Linked DNA regions of Homo sapiens: region 2 is linked to region 1. The links are chromatin loops, found by intact Hi-C in ENCODE. Cell type or tissue: A673. All regions are shown on one strand. Links, peaks and the distances in the headings refer to the core of each region. The heading gives the core; the rest is flanking DNA.

Evidence for each region. A loop is a pair of places that touch in the nucleus more often than their neighbours do. Peaks named below come from ENCODE experiments on the same cell type or tissue, not always from the same donor. Only the 100,000 strongest peaks of a DNase experiment are listed, where the experiment ranks them.
Region 2: a loop joins it to region 1, with 2.4 times the contacts of the local background. A loop is called at or near these places in 1 of 110 quality-filtered maps.

The regions. Positions count from the first base shown.
Region 1 is chrX:138,292,816-138,303,683 of GRCh38, forward strand. No RefSeq gene overlaps it. Among named protein-coding and RNA genes, the nearest start is that of MIR504, 370 kb to the right of the region's middle. In A673, for the core only: a CTCF peak has its summit at 5,600 (motif pointing right); no DNase peak of the experiment used is centred there.
Region 2 is chrX:138,707,544-138,718,411 of GRCh38, forward strand. FGF13 (fibroblast growth factor 13) reads right to left here and starts at 4,174. Exons shown (of 5, transcript NM_004114.5): 1 at 3,274-4,174; 2 at 1,275-1,385. The coding sequence starts at 3,460. It overlaps FGF13-AS1 (FGF13 antisense RNA 1), which reads left to right and starts at 4,564. Exons shown (of 3, transcript NR_038405.1): 1 at 4,564-4,599; 2 at 7,181-7,266; 3 at 8,348-9,062. In A673, for the core only: a CTCF peak has its summit at 4,718 (motif pointing left); a DNase peak (open chromatin) is centred at 4,668; H3K4me3 peaks cover 1,863 bases.

The DNA of each region.
Region 1 (10,868 bases), core at 1,699-9,698:
AAGTAGAACTGGAAATATTTGAGAGAAATTTGTACCTACTTGTCTAACTTCCAAATCCCTTGTATTCATCATTCTCCTGTCCTTCTATTTGTTGACAGTTGATATTAAATTCTTGTTTTTGTTTTTAGGAGAGAACAAAAGAAATGTTTAAAATGGTATGTTTCTCATACGTCAGAAGCTACATCAATCACCTATTCCCCCCTCCCTTTCCTGTCAGCTATGGGAAGTTCACACAGGTATAACTTTTATTGAAAGTTGTTGTTGTTGTTGTTGTTTTTAACCAGAGGAGCCTACATCCACCAGAATTACCAGTCACTTCTGTTAACTGGTATGCGGTGAGCAGTCTAGCCACTTTTAAACGTTGTACTCTCAAATAAGCTTCCTCTAATCCTCCATGGCTGTTCTGACAGTTTTCTGGAAAGTTGGCTCATGCCGTGATGTATATAGTGAGTTCATTTTTAGGCTCATTTGCCACATTTTTCGAGTAAAATGCATAACGTGAATTCCTAAGTTACAAGCTGGGCTTTGTATCTATTTCTTTCAAGTCAAGAATTTGCTTCTTGGTTAAAAACATCATATTTCCAAGTTAATAGACATCCAGATGGGCCATATGCTCCTCCAAAAAATTTAGGAGGGGGATGCCTCACAACCACTGCTAGGGCTACTTCCTCTCCAGGCAGCTCATTTTGGAAGTGGGCAACCTTGCCTAACTTGTACATAAATGATTTTAGCATCCAAATAGTCCATACAAGTTGGTCATGAAGATAGTAAAAAACATTGATTAACCATTTGTGGTTCTATTTTGCTTATCATATACACATGGTTACACAGTGTAAAATTTAAAGTTAAAAAGCAATTTTACAGTTTCTTGTACTTCATTTCATTTTGTCATATCACTAAAAGCCATTCATAAATGAATCTTCATATTTGTATGGCTTAGCCTCTGGTCTTACCACAGATCCTGCCTTAGCACTTTGGTTATTAAAAAAATAGGCAATACCCCTCCTGGATTAGTGTCTCTGAGGTGTTTCAGTAGATTTGTCAAACTTACTTTCCCCCATATGCTCCAAGACTGATAGATTGAAGCTCTTTGAAAGGTGCATATGTGCACAGCCTTAAGTAAAATATACCCCCATTCACAACATTAGTGACAAATGGGAAATGGAGTTGAATGATTCCATTTATCTTAAAACTAGCAAAGGGACTCTTTCTGACTGTCTGTGCTCAAATCCCTGAAATAAAGGCTAATGATGGAAGGGCCAAAAGAATGCACGGTGCTCATGGACTAGATGCTTCCTCCCAAGAGATTGGCTGCCCAAGGTCAATGATAGGGCAGGGTATATGTGAATAGTAGGCTCTACTGAAGATGACTTTGGCCCAAGGCAATCCGCTTTTCCTCTCTTGAATTCCATTTCCTCTTCTGTAAAGGCAGAGGGTTGAGGTCAGCAGAAAAAGTGGGCTTTGATAAGGAGGTGATAGATAAGAGACTGTAGAGAATAGTGGCAAAGAGGATGGGCTATGTAGCTAGGTTGCCTGCATTCAAATTCTGGCTGTGCCATTTACTGGTTGGGTGGCCTTGGGGAAGTTGTACACTCTGTGCTTCAGTTTCCTCTTCCACAGAAATGGGGCAATAATAGTGCCTACTTCACAGCATTGTAAGAATAAAATGAATTCATACATGCAAAGACTTTAGCACAGTACCTGGCACACTGCAAGTGCCCAATATGTTTCAGCTGTTATTATCAGTGGTCTGTAAGCAAAGAAAGGTCCAGAATTGCTGATTAGGATGATATCTCATTCTGGAGTCCCAGAAAGCCCCACATAGTAGGTCCTTTAGTGCCTCTCAGCCATCCGACTACTGAACACTGGTCGTTATCCTCTTCACCTGGCTGAGCCATTGATAAATGGAATATTCCCTTCTTTGCCTCCTGATCGTATGAACCACACATACCTTACAACTCCCACCCCTTTCACAATGCTTTACCCAAACCACAAGGCACATCCACAGACTCACCATAAAAGTAGGCTCACACATAATATTTAGACACATCATTTAAAATACACTCTCTCACACACCCTCCACACCACACACACACAATCAATCTCTGTCTGTCTGTCTCTCCTGCTTCCCCTGTCCCCCCCGCCGTCCCCCGACCCACAGCCTCTCTTTCTCCACGTCCATGACTTGCCAACATGTAGGTTTAGAACAGTGGGCCAGGCCCAGGTTGTGCCCCAAGAGGGCCACTTCTTGCACAGTGCTGTATGCCTTGCCTCTCTCCATGAAAATAATGTGCTCTGGCTGGCCTTGCACAATCCTTGTCCAGCTGGCTGGCAAGCAAATGAGAATGCCTCACATTAACTGACTGAGCGAGACCTTCATTACCTGGGGTTCAAAGCTCTTCTCTTTCCAACTCTGTATGGGTGCCAAATAACAGAAAGAGTCCTTTCTTGCATCATGATCTCTGCAATAATTGCTGCCTCAGAGGTCAATGCCATATTACAGCATTAAACATGAGTGACCTGTACTTCCTTGCCTGAGCCTCTGTGTTGCTTCTGTGACCTGTGTAAAAACTGTGAGCTATTCTAACAAACGTACCATTTTCTTTCATAGTTTGGGGTCCAGGTACTAATTACTGGGTCAGAAGAACATAGCATAGTTGAAGCTATAACTTATTTTGATATTCTGAATTTTCAGCAACACTGGTTTAGGTCTTAGGACAGCTGCTGAGAATGGTAGGGGGGCAGGAAAGAGGCTGCTACTTGATGAAAATTCAATTTAAGAAAATGAGTACCTCCCTTTCTAGCTGTAAGTTAACAACAGTGACCATCTCGTCAATATCATTAAACCTTTATGGAACACCCTTTAGCCTCAAAGTTTCTTTTCCTCTTTAAAAACTTTTCCTCCCCAGTTACCTGTAAATTGATGCATTATAGCAGTAATAGAGATAACAAAATGCTGTAGGAATGAAGGGGTGGGTTGCCCCTCCACACCTGTGGGTGTTTCTCGTAAGGTGGAATGAGAGACTTGGAAAAGAAAAATACACAGAGACAAAGTATAGAGAAAGAAATAAGGGGACCTGGGGTACCAGAGTTCAGCATATGGAGGATCCCACCAGCCTCTGAGTTCCCTTGGTATTTATTGATCATTCGTGGGTGTTTCTCCGAGAGAGGGATGTATCAGGGTCACAAGACAGTAGTGGGGAGAGGGTCAGCAGACAAACACGTGAACAAAGGTCTTTGCATCATAGACAAGGTAAAGGATTAAGTGCTGTGCTTTTAGATATGCATACACATAAACATCTCGATGCTTTACAAAGCAGTATTGCTGTCCACCTGTCCCACCTCCAGCCCTAAGGCGGTTTTTCCCTATCTCAGTAGATGGAACGTACAATCAGGTTTTATACCGAGACATTCCATTGCCCAGGGACGGGCAGGAGACAGGTGCCTTCCTCTTGTCTCAACTGCAAAGAAGCATGCCTTCCTCTTATACTAATCCTCCTCAGCACAGACCCTTTACGGGTGTCAGGCTGGGGGATGGTCAGGTCTTTCCCTTCCCACGAAGCCATATTTCAGACTATCACATGGGGAGAAACCTTGGACAATACCTGGCTTTCCTAGGCAGAGGTCCCTGCGGCCTTCCGCAGTGTTTGTGTCCCTGGGTACTTGAGATTAGGGAGTGGTGATGACTCTTAAGGAGCATGCTGCCTTCAAGCATCTGTTTAACAAAGCACATCCTGCACAGCCCTTAATCCATTTAACCCTGAGTCGACACAGCACATGTTTCAGGGAGCACGGGGTTGGGGGTAAGGTCATAGATTAACAGAATCTCAAGGCAGAAGAATTTTTCTTAGTACAGAACAAAATGGAGTCTCCTATGTCTACTTCTTTCTATACAGACACAGTAACAGTCTGATCTCTCTTGCTTTCCCCCACAAGGAAAATCACCAACTTCCACTCAGCCACAATCCTTCTGTGAGACCTCATGGAAGATACTTTGCTTTTTCTCCCGGGTGGCAGTTTCTCCACTAGCTATGTTATGTTTTTAGGCCATGTTTTTGAACTTCCTCTTTGGTGGGTAGCCTGAGATGATCATTGAAGGCATACACACTTATTTCCAACACCAGAAGAGATTACGTCTTGAGTCTAAAAAGTACCCCTGACATAGGAGGTGCCTCCATACCTGTAAGCATTCCCAGAAGCCAACAGGATTGCGTGGATCAGAACATTGAGTAAGGCAACATGGCTTAAACCCTTTGCTGTTCATAGTTGGAAAGCAGCTTCCAAGGAAGCAGATCTCAATTTCTTCTACAGCTGAAGACACCTGAAGGCTGAAGCAGGACTAAAGAGCCCAGAGACAGCATGGTGTGTTAGGAGAGAACTGGCCTTGCACTTGGAGGACCCAGCTTCTGGTCCTGCTATGCGACCCACTTGCTTGGTGACCAACTTATGTCTCCTCTCAGGACGCTTGTTTTTCCATGTTTCAAAAGGGGAAATTGGACTAGATGGTCTCTAAGGTCTCTTCCAGTGTTGATATTTGATTGTTCTCCCCAGGGGTTTCACATAGATCATAACCATTCTAGAGTCACACCCTCTGTCCCCAATCCTGGATCAGTATTTGGTTGCTAAGGGAAACAGGCAAGCAAAAATGTTTGACAATCCTTAGTGCTATCACCAGTTGCCAAGTACACATCTGTCATGCTGACAGTGTCAGCAGGGTCACTTTTTGTATCTGGATGACAGAATGGTCATATTATTGCTTGATTTGAAGAAGAGCACCATTGACTATCTGCCGGAAAAAAGCTGTGGGTCCTTTATGACTGCATGATGCACTTCCACTGTTTAGGAAACTGACTATCCGATCATGTGAACTGACAGATACGGGGCTGTGTTAAATATTAAGTATTGTAGAAATGAAAACTGTTATTAAAGTAGTAAAATGTTTATCTAGAGAGCAGTGCTGATGAAACACTGTGGTTAGTTCTTGCCCTCTTTGTTAAAATAGGTAATTGATTGTACCATCCACATACCCACGTGAAAATTATCCAGCATGTTGTATTTATAAGCTCCTCCCTACCTGAGAGAAAAAATGATAATTATCTAGCCTTTTTGTCCTGGGTCACTTAATTCAGTTTCAGTCCAAGTTTTTGACCTTCTTTAATAAGAAAATGCCAGATTTTCCATCCCATAATCTGGTTATCTAATACCTTGCTCAGTGATTAAAATTGATTAAAATGAAGAAAGAGTGCTCTTTTAAAATAAGAAAATGATTGAATTTCTATGGTTTAGGTTGTATTTAAGCAAAGATTGGATTAAATTGATCTGGATTGAATGAAGGACACTCTAAACAATTCTAAACTTATTGCAACTCTGAATATTGCTTTCTGGAATGCCTCAGCACAAAATGTCACTGTCACTTTTGTTTCATAAACACATATATCTTTTAATGCATAGATAATGCACTTTTTAGAGGCGTTTAAAACATACACATTTGCATAGATATTCATTCACAACTGTTTTCACTAAACCAAAATAGAAAAGACTTAGCTGACTTTTAAGCACTTGCATTTTCCAGTTTGAATACAGAGAATTATGACTTTGGAGATCTCCATTTACATAACCAAGAGGTGGCAGTATTACATCCATTATGTATTCACTGCACCATGTATCATTTAATGATAAAAAGTGAAATGTGTAAATAAAAATATGTAACAAATACTTCTGTCCTTTATAAATGTCTGCATCGCTAAAAACCATTAAAGTGTAATGTTTCCTTGTAAACAACAATAACCTTCCCAAAAAAATCAAAGCTAGGAACCACAGTTTATTACCGCTAGTGAGTTTATTGCAGCTCCAAGAATCCATACACATCTACTTCAGTAATCACTTGTTTTCTGGTAAAACATTCACCTCCTTCCCAAATATATATATATATATACAAATCAATTTCTAAAAAAGCAATCAATCACAAGATGCCCCAAAGTAAGACCCTCTGTTTCTATATAAGAAACAATTTAGAAAAAAAGTAAGTAAAAGAGTTAAATATGGATAAACATCATCTTATTAACTGATTATTACTATTAAAATAACTATTTGGAATCAAACATTTTTGGTTACCTTCCAAGATTGTTGAGCATCTTGGAAGATTGAGCATCTACTATGTTATAACATGTCACTTGTGTTATGATCCAAGTAAGTTTTATCTAAGCTACCTAATCTTTTCTGTTTTATTTTTGGTCTTCTATTTCTAACCAGTCTTGGAGATAAAAAAAAAAAAAAACAATAGCAGAAGGAAAAACTACGTAAAACTTGAATCTGTTGAATCACCAGTTTATTATAAAACTATCCTCAGTAAAAATCAATACCACAAATACATCTGAGCAATGAAGTATTGGTATTTGGAATAGAAATTCTTAGAAAAATAGTTTAAATAGAAACTGAGCACTTTACATTTGGCCTTGTGGAAAGTTGGGTTACTCATAAGGAAATATGATGTTATTTTAAACCATGAACTGCATTGTATAAGATTTCTAAAGATCCATCATCCCCGGAACTAAGCCATTTGAGTGTTGGGAAATATTTTTATGTTATTTAGATGCTTATGCTACTGATTAGAATCAGTGCATATCCTAACTGTATAAGAATGTTTGTTGTACAGGGTCTAAAATTTATCTGAAAAGCTTTTATAGGGCACTTAGATTATCAATATCAAACTAAAATATTTATAGCTCTCAATTTCAAAGAAGGTATTATATAGTTATGAGATTAACAGTTCTAATTGTGGACACTTGAATATTTTAAATATGTCCCTTTTATTTCTTTTTTTAGATCTCATTTAAAATCAGAAATTGTGGTTGTAATGGAGAGAATTGGGCATTTTTTTCATATATGGAATAAACAGCAAACACATTCTCAATGAGTTTAGACTGAACATCTAGTTTGAGAAAATTTGATTTATGGACAGGAGTCAAAGTTTACCTGTGAAGATAATGAAATAGCATGACAGAAAAGAGTGGTGTTGTGCCAATGGCCAAAAGAGTAGATCAGAGATTACCTTCCAATGATTTCAAAGTGGGCAAGGGTTTTAATTACTGAAGGTGGAAGGGGAATTAATGTAATTATTGTAATCACTCCTAAGAAATCTTCTAGTTTCACCACACTGTGGAATAATTTTAAGTTTATAATTCATTCTTAATCAAATTTGATGCATTATATTGCCATCTCCCACAATGTTAAAATAAAAATGTATTTTAATGTTTTAATTAAATTTACATTTTTTCTATGTATGAATTATGTGGTTGTATTACAATATTTGATACTTCATCAAACTCTCACCTTCCTCTGTGTACAGGTACTCCTGTCACGTTTTCAGATTCTTTCCCATGCCTCTATTTTCCTTCCTCAATAAAATATTCATTCCAGGGAAAGATGTTGGTTGGTCAGGAAGAGGAGGAAGCAACAAGATATCAACATTTACTTCGTTACTTAAAACATACCAGGTGCTTTGCTAAGAGCTTTGTACTGATTATCCTGTGTAATCTTCACAACAACCATTTCAGGTAGGAACTGTTATTATCCTTATATGACAAAAGGGAAAACCAGAGATGTGAACTGACTTGCCCAAAGTCAAACAGCTGGTAAGCAGCAAAGATACAACACAATTCCACTTACAGGAGGCAACATCACCAACAACAACAATAATAGCTCCCGTTTATTGAACTGCATTATGTGTTAAGCACCATGCTAAGCATTTTACAAACATCAGTTCATTTAATCCTCACAACAGTCCTCATGAAACAGGGGCTAATCATTTTTTTTAAATTTCATTTTATTTTTTATTATTTTTTTAATTATTATTATACTTAAAGTTTTAGGGTACATGTGCACAATGTGCAGGTTAGTTACATATGTATCCATGTGCCATGCTGGTGTGCTGCACCCATTAACTCCTCATTTAGCATTAGGTATATCTCCTAAAGCTATCCCTCCCCCCACCCCACAACAGTCCCCAGAGTGTGATGTTCCTCTTCCTGTGTCCATGTGTTCTCATTGTTCAATTCCCACCTATGAGTGAGAATATGCGGTGTTTGGTTTTTTGTTCTTGCGATAGTTTACTGAGAATGATGATTTCCAATTTCATCCATGTCTCTACAAAGGACATGAACTCATCATTTTTTATGGCTGCATAGTATTCCATGGTGTCTATGTGCCACATTTTCTTAATCCAGTCTATCATTGTTGGACATTTGGGTTGGTTCCAAGTCTTTGCTATTGTGAATAGTGCCGCAATAAACATACGTGTGCATGTGTCTTTATAGCAGCATGATTTATAGTCCTTTGGGTATATACCCAGTAATGGGATGGCTGGGTCAAATGGTATTTCTAGTTCTAGATCCCTGAGGAATCGCCACACTGACTTCCACAATGGTTGAACTAGTTTACAGCCCCACCAACAGTGTAAAAGTGTTCCTATTTCTCCACATCCTCTCCAGCACCTGTTCTTTCCTGACTTTTTAATGATTGCCATTCTAAGTGGTGTGAGATGGTATCTCATTGTGGTTTTGATTTGCATTTCTCTGATGGCCAGTGATGGTGAGCATTTTTTCATGTGTTTTTTGGCTGCATAAATGTCTTCTTTTGAGAAGTGTCTGTTCATGTCCTTCGCCCACTTTTTGATGGGGTTGTTTGTTTTTTTCTTGTAAATTTGTTTGAGTTCATTGTAGATTCTGGATATTAGCCCTTTGTCAGATGAGTAGGTTGCGAAAATTTTCTCCCATTTTGTAGGTTGCCTGTTCACTCTGATGGTAGTTTCTTTTGCTGTGCAGAAGCTCTTTAGTTTAATTAGATCCCATTTGTCAATTTTGGCTTTTGTTGCCATTGCTTTTGGTGTTTTAGACATGAAGTCCTTGCCCATGCCTATGTCCTGAATGGTAAAGCCTGGGTTTTCTTCTAGGGTTTTTATGGTTTTAGGTCTAACATGTAAGTCTTTAATCCATCTTGAATTAATTTTTGTATAAGGTGTAAGGAAGGGATCCAGTTTCAGCTTTCTACATATGGCTAGCCAGTTTTCCCACCACCATTTATTAAATAGGGAATCCTTTCCCCATTGCTTGTTTTTCTCAGGATTGTCAAAGATCAGATAGTTGTAGGTATGCGGCATTATTTCTGAGGGCCCTGTTCTGTTCATTGGTCTATATCTCTGTTTTGGTACAAGTACTATGCTGTTTTGGTTACTGTAGCCTTGTAGTATAGTTTGAAGTCAGGTAGCGTGATGCTTCCAGGTTTGTTCTTTTGGCTTAGGATTGACTTGGTGATGTGGGCTCTTTTTTGGTTCCATGTGAACTTTAAAGTAGTTTTTTCCAATTCTGTGAAGAAAGTCATTGGTAGCTTGATGGGGATGGCATTGAATCTATAAATTACCTTGGGACAAGGGCTAATCTTTTCTCTGTTTTGCGGGTAAGCAGATGGAGACACAAAAGATTTGTAACCTACCTAAGGGCATGTAGCCGGTAACCTAGGATTCAAATCCGGGTCTCTCTTCACTCCATAACCCTTAACTCTCCTGTTATAAAATAGAAGAAGACAGAACTGAAGGTGGGCTCCAAGGATGATTCAGCTTGTTCAGCCTATTCAAATAATCCTAGAGCTGTCCAAAGATATGAGATTTGACTTTATACTTCTTATTTGTAGCTACCTTCAAAAGTAGACCTGGGGCTCTGTCCATATGCAAACTTATATGGTACACCTTCACTCAATGTATTGTTTTGTTCTGTCTTGTGGATAAGGATTAATCCAGGAGGGAACATGCTCATGTCACCCTTCTGACTCAAGAAACTTATTAACTGACCAGTTTTATCAAAAGGGTGGAAAATCCTGCCCATGTAGATACTACTTACAGATACAAGTGATTCCTTACCACCACTCATATCATCAAGGCATCATGAGTAGAACAGATGCCTTTGGATTTTATAGATTATTTATTTATTTTTAATTTTTTAAAATTATACTTTAAGTTCTAGGGTACATGTGCACAACATGCAGGTTTGTTACATATGTATACATGTGCCATATTGGTGTGCTGCACCCATTAACTCATCATTTACATTAGGTATATCTCCTAATGCTATCCCTCCCCCCTACCCCCACCCCACAACAGGCCCCGGTGTGTGATGTTCCTCTTCCTGTGTCCAAGTGTTCTCATTGTTCAATTCCCACCTATGAGTGAGAACATGCGGTGTTTGGTTTTTTGTCCTTGGGATAGTTTGCTGAGAGTGATGGTTTCCAGCTTCTTAAAGAGTAGTACTGGTTGAGGGGGTAGAGGACACTGACCCGGGGTATTTGCGCTCAAAGGGAAAAGTCATTAAAGACCAAGATGTGAGATCCAAAGAAATGAATCAGAATTGATGAAATTTCTTAGCAGTTGAGAGATTACTTGCAAATATCTTTCATTTTATGGACTATAGTGCAGACCTAGGACTGTGAGCATTCTTTTTCTCAGAAAAAAAAAGGCTTTTTGACACTAACACACTGTGAGGCAAAGCTATCTACAAAAGACCACAATTAAAGCAAACTTACTTTTACTTTGCACCAAAGATATGATTTATATCCTAGTCTCCAAAGATTAAAAAAGCTCATGTGCAAAGATAGAGACATCTATGCCTTGAATTATTAAACTTGTCAGTCTCTATTTTTAAAAAGTCAACTTAACATGCAGTCCTGGATGTCTGAACCACATTCCATTTGCAAAAGGCAGCAGTGAGGATGCTCACTTCATCTATTTCTTTGTTAAGTAATGAGCAATCTGAAAAGACAAGTTATTTGTAATCAACGTATCCATTTTAAAAAAGGACACGTCTAAGGAGAAATCCAAT
Region 2 (10,868 bases), core at 1,504-9,503, 410 kb after region 1:
TAATGTCTGTTATTTGATTACAGTAAAGCCCTCTAGTTACACTTGCCTAATAGTTTCAAATAGAAGACTATGCATAAAAGAACAACTAGGATTTACTATAAAACTTTAATATCACAACAGTGACATAGAACTTTTGCAAAACAGTGAAGAACCATTCAGTATGAGGTTTTTTCATCCTCCATACCAACAAAGCTTTCTTCAATGGTAATTAAAAGTGACTTCCTCTCGAGGTTATAGATCGGCCATCAGCCCACGAAGCATTCCTAAAAGGTGGGAAACTCTTTACACTTATTGAGACCCTCGTCAATGGCATTGCTGTAGCCATACAACTCTTAAAAAGCTGCAGAGTATACTGCTTAGCATTCAGACCTAGTTTCCTTGGTTATTTTCTCAGCCGACAATTGGAATATTAATGCGAAATTATCAAAGGGTTTGAGAGAAATTCAGTAGAAATTGGAGAAAACAAAAAAAATTGTGAGAACTAAGTGTTTTAGCCTTGTGGAACATTTAGTAAGTCTCCAGAAATCTGTAAATTGCAAGAAAACATCAATCATCATTGAGGAGAAGCCTGCACTATTTGTGAGTTTATATTTTTATTACTCCTAATAAATAAAACATGTAATTAAAGGTTACGTAACATCTTGGAATCACCTTCTTTCAGTAATTGGAAATAAAACCTAATTATTTTTTATGTGTTTCTTTTTTAGGCTCACCATTATAGTCTCCAATTTGGTCTGAAACCATGGTTAAAAAGAAAGAACTAAAAGAAATCCCTTTACCCACCTGCGGAGGTATCTCAATGTTAAAATTCCACTAGTCTCAGAGTTATCAGTGTGTGTGTGGAGCAGGGAGCAGAAGTGAAAGCTTGTAATGATGAATTTTCATGGTATGAAACCACTCCTCTCTCTTGGGTTAAGACCGGTTCTTAAGAGTAGAGATAACATGCTATTTCTGGATCAGTGTGTGGGTGAGTAAATTTTCTGTGGGAAAAAAGTAATAAAATCCAAAGGATAGCCATAAATCTATCTAGATTTCCATGGAGATGACATTTGGATTATTCTTCAGATGGTGTCAACATTATTTGCCCTAGTTTACTATCTTAGACAGACTCATATTCAACTTCCTTTAGGTTAACCTGTGTAAACAGGATTATGTAGTGTGAATATATTTTGCATTTAATTCAGGATTTAGGAAAGCGTATTTATTTTTAAAATAAATAAAAACAGAATGTTAACAACATGCTGGCATATACTATTTATTTTGCAGTCACTTACTGTAAGTGCTGTCCTCATCTTTGGTGCCATCAATGGTTCCATCCGCCTGCAGCTGCAAGTGGTAGCCTTGTCGGCTGTATAGCTTGGTAACTATACCCTTAAGCTGAGGCTCTGCAAAGAGAACAATGATTTGGATCAATTGATAAATTGTGCCTATGTAGTTGAAAAGACTAGGAATTTCAATTTCTAATTTCATTTACAAATCTTAATGGAAAAAGTCAAACTACACTTTTAAGGTGTCTGGAAGAAAGAAAACAAACTCTGAGTTTCAGAATAAATTTTCAAACTAAAGAAACATTTTATTTCTATCTGGAAACATTGGTAAAGCTTCTGAAAGTGTCTATAGTTTCTGATAACCTGTCCTTTGGTTTACAGAGTGGAACTCTATCTCACTGAGTATTTGTAATGGGTTGGCAAATGGCTATTCTGCCTTTTGAAATTGTGCTACTTTTCATGTGAAAGGAAAAGGAGAAATAGAAAGATAATTCAGAGTTGTCTGCCAACCGACCAAGGACCAAAAACCCACTAGCAAAGATTTCCTTCAGAATGACCACAATTTGAATAAATAATCTCCTTTATTCTAAGAAGGTAGAAAATGCATAAATAACGTGGAACCCCATTAAGGAAACTGTATTTGGAAAATTGAGCCTTTTATACCAAAAAAGGGAGGAGGGAGATACAACCACCATTAACAAATCTTGTCATATTAATTATCATTAGTGAAAATGTGTGTGAAAAGAGCAGGGTTTTTGTTGGTAGGAAGGAAAAAATCAGTGCATACTAATTTTTCAAATTTCATATCAGAAGTATGATTATCAAAAATATGAGTTCTTAATTAAAATGATTTTCAATTATGAATAACCATAGATCAATCAAGTGTCTCATTTACCAATAACAGCCATGTTATCCAAAATTTTCTTTTACTGAATATAGACTCCTGCGCTGAAATAATATTTATGTGATTATTCGAGCCACATAAGCATGCTTTGCAACCACTTAAGCCTTTTTGAAACAAGCCTAATTTACAGTTAATGCATTAAAAACTTTGTGCAAACAGAAAACGTTATGTCTGCTTTTCCATCCCAGGGTGTAGCACACATAAATGGAGAAATAACAGATCGGTGACTCTTATTTTTTTTGTAATATTTATCTAGTAAAAGGCAGAAAAGAGTGTAAAAGATTCATTTGGTTAAGAATGGCAAATAAACTGCATGCTCGCCTGAAGGTCTGCCTTGACGCAACCTGACACCTAGAGCTGAATTTCCAGTCGCTGGAATATCGCGCTACTCCTACCACTGAAAATGTTCAAAAGCACCACAGTCTGGGTATGAGCTTAAATCCCCTCTTCAACACCGCATTTTAGTAGCATGTAACCGATTACACTAAGTCTAACCAAATCTCTCAGCTCTTTGCAACAAGGTTCTAGAAATCCCCCCTCCCCCCGCCCCAGCAAACATTTCGAAGCTGCACCACAAGTCAAGTCTGTCCCAAAAAGCTTAAAAGTCATCAAAGAAACGCAATGCCTAGACAGCAGAAGCCCACATCCCTTGGAGGTGGAAGCTGGAGGGGAAGGGTCTGAGGCAGAGATAAAAGCAAGAGAGGGATTCCCCAGGCTCTCCTGGGGACGGGAGGATGGTGTCTGCCCAGCTCTGCGCCTGCAATTTCCACGCCATACATATCACAGCCATGTCTGGGTCACGCCTGCCCAGAGCCCACCGGGCATGCACATATGTGACATGTCCGAAGCTGAGGGCAAGCCACCCAGGGCAGAGTATGCCCCCAGGCTCTGCGCCTGTCCCAGGGCAGTTGCAATGCAGCAAGCGTGTTACTGTTACGGAGGCAAGAAAGCCAGCGCCTTCCCACGCACGCACACAGGCTAGGTGGCCTCTTCTGCACAAGATGGGCCACCAACAAACTCACCTATGCTACATACCTGCTCCCCACCGCCCCCACCTCACTCGTAAAGTATGGGGAAAAGAAAGCAAAAGCCCTTTCCGACCTGGTCTTCTTCTGCGCCTCTTCTTGGAGCCGAAGAGTTTGACCCGGGAAAAGACATTTAACTTGTTTTTGTCGCAGCTGGTCTTGCCTTTGCTGGGGCTGCTGACACACTTGCAGGCGTTGGATTTCTCGCGCTCGCGGGCTTGCCTCTTCTGACGGATGAGCGAGCTGGCGATAGCCGCCGCCATGGCCACGACGCCCACCACCACCGCTTCTTTTGCTGCCCCTCTCTGGGTTCGCCTCCTCCTCCTTCTCCTCCGCTGCTTGTCCGCTGTCTCGCGACTTCGCCGCTTTGGTCTCCTTAGCCTGCGTTTGCCCGGGCTTCTCCGCACTCGGGCTTCAGCCAAGGAGGGGGCTCAGCATGCCGTCCGAGCTCCTCCGGCGGCGGTCCGGCTCCCGCGCGGGCTGCTGGCTGCCTGGGTCGGAGTCGACGCCACAGCCCCGGGCCCGGGATCGCGGGCGAGACTGGCACGCGGATGCTGAACTGCGCGACTGCGTGTGGTCGGCCCCTGCGCCCGGCGGACACCGTGCATGTCCAGCTGCTCCGGTCCGAATTTCGCCGGACCCCCTCGCCCTGTTGCCCTTCTGATGGGGGCCAGAGGAGGGAGGCGGGCGGAGGGAGTGAGCGCGGGCGGGAGAGAGGCCGGGAGCTCGGGCGGCCGGACGGAGGAGGGACGAGGCAGCGCGCGGGGGAGCGCGCCCTCGCCCTGGCCCCTCCGAGTCTTCGACTAGTCCTTGCAACTTCTTGGCGTGATAATCGGGAAAAGTTGGCCCGTGCCAGGTTTCCGACAGGGATCAAACAGGTAATGGCCTCGCATCTTCGCTGTTGCTGCTGCTCTGGGCGCGGCACAGTCGCAGCACAGGAATTCAGCCGCCGCAGGCACCCTCCGGAACAGCGCGACAGCCTCCTTGCAGCCCCCTCCCGCGACGGCCCCTCCCTCCCGGGGCTGAGCCCGTAGGCTCGGAGCCGCAGGCCGCCCCTCCCACCCCCACCCCCACCCCCACCCCCCCAAGTCCCCGGCCGCCCGTTCCGGCTAACACCTGTAGGGGCTTCCGCACTGCCCCAGTCGTCCAAATCCTTCTCCCCTCCTTTTCCCGAAAGGAGCTTCGGGAGGAAACAGTGATGGAGGAGGAACTGAGATGAGGTAGTTGGGCTGACGGAGCGGGGGTTTGCTCGGCATTGGGGGATGGAGTGGTGGGGGTGTTTCCTCAGTGTTTGAGCTGACCAGATTGTGCTCGGGCTGGAGCCCCTCAGAAGTTCGCCAGATCCCTGCCTCAGGCTTGGACGCACCAACAACCCGGAGAACCCTCACCCACCCGCGCAGAGGTATTTTGCTTGGCGACACTTGTAGCCATTCAGGGGAGGAGGCCAGAGTCCCCAGACGGGTTCAGCCCCAGCGGTAGCAGCAGAAGCAGACACTGCAGAGCTGCGCCCGCACACCACGCTGCCACCCAGTGGTTTTTGCTGACTTTTCATTTCAAGCCAATTTGTAGGGTCCAAAACCTGTTTTTCCTCTGCGCCCCCTCATCTGTCCGCTCAGATTTGGGATTCAAGCAGAGAGCTTGGGTCGTGTACCGTAAGCATTACGTATTTGGGAAATGCAGAGTCGAACCTCTCTATTTAAGCTGTGGCCCATCTCTAATCTCCTAACTTATTTTTTTCTGCTCCTCCAAAGTCAGGCAGCCTCCTTCCCTCCAATTCAGGAACCAGTCTGGCTTTTTGCTGGCCTCAGTCTATTAACAAGTTCTGTCCTCTCCCTGTGTTATATTTTATTCTGGAGGAAAAGAAAGAAGAGGTTTTGAGGCCAGAAATGCAGCAAAGAGAAATGGCCTGTCTACATCCCTACCTTCAAACAGACACAATTATTTGACTATTTTACTTGATTTCTGAGGCCAACTAGGAAGCAAAATAGAGCAGCTCTACTACCTGGCAGCCCTACACCGTCTTTACTGGACTCCTACATGGCACCCCCATCACCTCTTTTCAGAACTAATGTAGATGCAAAACCAGATGCTCAGCTTATCTTCAGACTCTAGCCCTTTTTTCCTTGCCTGACTACCCAACAAACAAGCTCGGACTCAGCAACACTGAAATGCTTTCAGGCTTCTTAGCCCATAAGAGCTGAATCACCGGACCCTTCTGTAGATTCCATTGCTTCACAGGGGAAGCTGTTGCTACCCCTCCTTCCACTTCTCTGCAATCTTGAAATGTCTCTTGCTCCATCAGAAGCACCACTGTGTGTCTGCAAGGCAGACTGGGGTAAAGGTTGCAGTGGGTTGAGACTGATAGTTACAGGAGAATGATGCCAAAGGGTCTGACATTTTCTACCTACTCTTTTGTGCTTTTGGCTTTCCCAAATGAAAAGGGAGGACAAGGTAGACGAGAGTTTTAACACCTCAAGTCTATTCAAGTATCCACTTCTTTAAAATTTGATTCATAGGGAAAAATAAATCCCTGAGGAATGACTGATTGATATTGATTCTGAAGAGTAGGAGGCTATTTCCTAGTTCAAAATGTTTGTGATTGTTGTTTAAATTCCAGATACCATGAAGGGAAATATCTTACATAAAGAGGGGTCAGGAGAAGCTTTGATCAAGCCCAAATATTTGGGGTGGGTGATGAACAGGTACAAGGTCTCTGCTTATTCTCTGCATGTTTTTACCTTCTGCCAAGCACCAACCCCAAGGGCCTTTTGTTCCTACTCTCATTTCTCTCTTGGGATCCTGACCCAGAGCAGGCATGCAAAAGCTAAAGAAGGATGAAGTTCTGATTCAGGAAGGGGATAGACCTTAGAAGAAGAGATGGTATTGAGAAAATCATAAGGGCTTTCCCACACCGTTTTTCCTCCACTTCTCCTCTCAGATAGCTCTCACTGTTTGCTTCTGCAAACACCATTCATAAGGTATTTTCAGGACGCCTGTAGAATTATTGGTGTGGACACTCTGTGGTACATATTAGAGGTAAACAGACTCAGAGAAGACTTCAGGAATATATAATAAGAATGGCGGGGGCATTTATTACAAATTTGCAAACACAAACTGTAAATACATCCTTTTGTTTCTAACTCCTGTCTACCATCCACATAAGCTCATGGAACCACTGGGCCAAGGCTGATAACCAGGTGATTCTACACGTGTTTGTAGATGTCCTTCTTGCTCTAATCCTTCTCTCCCTGATTAAATTGTATAATATTGAAAAATGAAGAGTATGGGGGAGGGGGAACGAGACTCTCCCTCTGTCACATGTTCCTGCCAACCCACAAAAGATATTTCTGTCTTTTTATATCCTGACCCCCTTGAATCTTTTGTTTTCATGAACAGGAAAATGCATGGCACATTATTAATGAGACTTGAGAAGGGGGCATCTCTCTGTGATCTGTCTGTCTACGGACCTCATTCATTCTCCTCTCTCTTCCACAAAGAGAACTCACAAAGGCCTGTGACCAGAGGGTAAATTCAATCTGGGGCAGAAAGTGAAAGAAAACCATTTTGAAATTGGGTCCAAATCATATTGCTCAATGAACTTAACCATTAATAATGCAGATATTGGCCAGGCGTAGTGCCTCACGCCTGTTATCCCAGAATTTTGGGAGGCTGAGGCAAGCAGATCACCTGAGGTCAGGAGTTTGAGACCAGCCTGGCCAACATGGTGAAACCCTGTCTCTACTAAAAATACAAAATTAGCCAGGCATGGTGGCGCCTGCCTGTAGTCCCAGCTTCTTGGGAGCCTGAGGCATGAGAATCGCTTGAACCCGGGAGGCGGAGGTTGCAGTGAGCCAAGATCAGGCCACCACACTCCAGCCTGGGCGATAAGAGCGAAACTCCACACACGCACACACGCGCGCGCACACACACACACACAAAGCAGATATGTTCGCGTTTTCCTAACTCTCATGTCTATTTCCCAGGTGCTTAAAATTTCAGAGACGAATGTGAATATTACTTTCAAATCTCCAACAGGAAACTATGCCAAAGTCACATCCATCTTGAGAAGGTATAATGAAAGAATTGCAGCCAATCCTAGAGAAGCATATTTTGCTTGTCTTTGCTGTCCCACTGCCATCCTGGGCCAATAGTACGACATTTGTGTAGGGGAAGTAATAAAGAATTCTCTTTTGACACCTATTTCCAAATCCCTTTTTCTCCAGTTTTGATTTGTTCCTAGCAGTTCACATTGTGGCCTTGCTATGGAACTTCCTGGATCTCCTCCATATTTGTAAATTTCAGTTATCTCTGCTTATCCCTGGTGGTTCAAACTCTTCTATGCTCTATTCTAAGGTAGGGTCTATTCTCCGTTGTTTCTCCCACGTGTCCGCTCTCCCATTGCATTGTCCACCAACCTCTCTTTTTGACCATGTTCAGAAAGAAAGCATTCTTAGCTTTTTTTTCTAACTCAACTCCCAAAGAGTTCTAGCCTGGCAGGCTGGAAACATATGTTTTAATCCTATCTCTGCCACTAATTGGCTGTGTGACCTTGAGTATGTCATTTCTCCATATTACAGGCCTCAATTTTCCCATCTTTAAAGTAATACTTAGACAAGATTGGCAGTTTTCACTTTGTATTCTTCAGCAATCTAAAAGTAATGAAAAGTAATAAAAGTTCCCTCGCCAATGTTTCAACAGTAGATTTCATCTATTTTAACTGTTTTCATTCAACTGTTTATTTCTCTTTCTCTTTTCATCTGTTTTATATAGTGGAGCTCATTGTATGATTTCTTACGTAAAAAATAAAAATGAAAAGATTCTGGTACTAAAAACAAAACGTTTGGAAACCTCCAGATGACATGTTCCTTAAAGTCCTTTTGGCTCTGGGAGCCTATGATTATTTTTCCCATATGTTCCTGTTCCTACTTCTTTATCTTCCCCTCTTCATACTTCCCATCTCTCTGTTCTCTTCCCACCCCATGAGAACATAAATTCTAAATTGGATTCCAAGGAAAAAATGCAAAAGTCCCTTTGATTCCACTCCTCGTGGGTTCACTTGAGAACTAGGTTTTAGCATTCTTTTCAGAGAGAGTTATGTGAGTTATCTGGGCATAGAATGCTGATCGTTCTCTGCCAATCTCTTTTGGCAGGCCTCAGAGGAGCTGTAAGGAAGCTGAGGGGACCTGCTCTCAAGAGGCATCTCCAGGAGAGAGACAGAAACCCAAACAGATGTGACTGTGATGAGTAAAAATGAGAGAACTCAGACAGCCTAATCGGGAGCAGCCTCAGTCCATTCTGAGCAGAAAGGAATTGGCTGTCTTTCTGAAATTCTGAAAATGAGAAATTTCAAACACCCTTCCTATGTGAAGATAAGCTCACTCAGAATCACTTGCCAGTTTGTTCTCCTTCTACACTAACAGTTCACCAAAATATCTGAGTGGGAAGTTACCTGGTCAAGGACTGATGATGAGCTCAAAGAAAGGAAATGTTGGCAGATTCAAATGCACCAACGTCGAGTAACACTGGGATCTCCCCATTCACTAAGTAAGGCAGCAGAGAGAGTATTTACGAGATGAGGTAGCCAAGTACCACCTTTTGTGGTCTAATTATGTACAAAGGCTCAGAGAAACAACTGGATAGAAATACAAATGAGGAGTTTAGAGAAAAGCTAACAGAATAGGCTCTTTTCAGCCAGCCAGGCACAGTGGCTCACACCTGTAATCCCAGCATTTTGGGAAGCTGAGGCAGAAGGATCCCTTGAGCCCAGGAGTTCCAGGCTGCAGCAAGCTATGATCCTGCCACTGCATTCCACCCTGGGTGACAGAGTAAGACCCTGCCTCTAAAAAAAAGAAAAATAAGAAAAAAGAAAGAAAAGAAATAGACACTTAACTCCAGGAAGAAAAATGCAATTTAAGGAAATCTTGTTAGTGTCACACTAGAATGCCAGGTAAAGAAAGAGTGACTACTGTATTCTGTTACATACCCTGACACATATATTAGCTGGCAAAGATTAGATCATTTAGGGGAGTTATACTTCAGAAACAAAGGTCTCCAGAACCATCCTTTTAGAAACTGATTGGCCTTCCTGAATTGCATTTAGAATGAAAATCCACAAGACCTTAGGCTTGCATCACACTAGGATGGTGGCTTGGTTTTCATTATGTCCTGTTTCTGAGATCATTCTCTAAATACTTAAGCTATAGAATTTACTGATGCTACCTCTGATTTATATTTAAAATCAATTGAGAAAACACTGATTAATTCTGATCCTTAAGAAGAAAAATCCTATAACCCACATACAAATTTCATTGTTCAGTCATAATTTATGAACATTAAAGCCATAAAACGCCCTGATGGTATTAATCATGTCTGTGAATTCAGCACTTCACCATTTAATTAGCCATGGCAGCTGCAACATCGAGAGTTCAAGGCCTCTGATTACCTGCTTGGCCATTTAATCAAGAAAACCTGGAGAGAAATAGCAGCTTTCTGGGGCGGAGGTTTCTCCCTTAATCTTGAGGAGAGAATACAAGGAAATGAGCTTAAGCTTTAATATGTGGGGATTTAAGTTTTGTACAAGGAAAACATTCTTTTCAGTGAGCGTTGTTAAATACTATGATTGATTGCTGATTTTTCTTCTATAAAACCTTTTATGAATACAACAAAAACCTTTTCTATCTAGCTAGGTATGTGGGTTGGTTTCCATTAAGACTATCATTCTGTCATAAAATCTACACGACTATTTGTATAACCATGACCTGCCACCAAGAAGTAATCACTAGGAGAGTGGAAAGGGGCAGTAACACCATTATGAGAAGGCAAAGGTCCCCTCTGATAGGGCATGGGGATTGCTAGTGTTTTTGTTGTTGTTGTTGTTGGTTTGTTTTGTTTTGTTTTGAGATCTGGTCTCTCTGTCACCCAGTCAGGAGTGCAGTGGCGTGATCAGCTCTCTGTAACCTCTAACTCCTGGGCTCAAGCCATGTCCCATCTCAGTCCCCAAGTAGCTGGGACTACGGGCACGTGCCACCACATTTAACTATTTTTTTTTTCTAAGGCTAAGGTCTCACTTTGTTGCCCAGGCTTGTCTCTATCTATCTCCTGGCTTCAAGTGATCCTCCCGCCTTGGCCTCCCAACGTGCTGGGAATTACAGGTGTGAGCCATAACACAAAGCTAATTGTTAGTGCTTTTGCCTTTGGAAGATCATACTGGATGAACTTGGAGCATGTGGATCAAGGCAGTCACATTCATTTCCTGAAGTTTCTCTCATCCAACTTGCAGAAAACACTTTGTAGACACAATAAATGTATTATTAATCAAATGGGTTGCTTCAGTGGTGACAGAGTGTCTAGAGCCAAGAAAAGCATCAGGTTCTCTAAGTGAATTTGATTCTGTTTTACTCAATAATATTTGAAGATCTTGAAGGAACAATTTCTATTTTATGAACTAAGTGATGGCTAACAAACATTAAGTGAGGTGCTTCTATGGTGAGACATTTATGGCAGGCTAAAAATGTACAAGAATCAGAGGCAAAATATCTGTAACACTGGGTTCATTTCTTGCCCAGTGAACTAGGTAACCTAAATGAAAAGCTAGGGGAAAAAATGATGGAGGATTTGAGGCAATGGCAGACAACCTAATTTTTCTGGATTTAAGCCAATTCAGGAAATAAA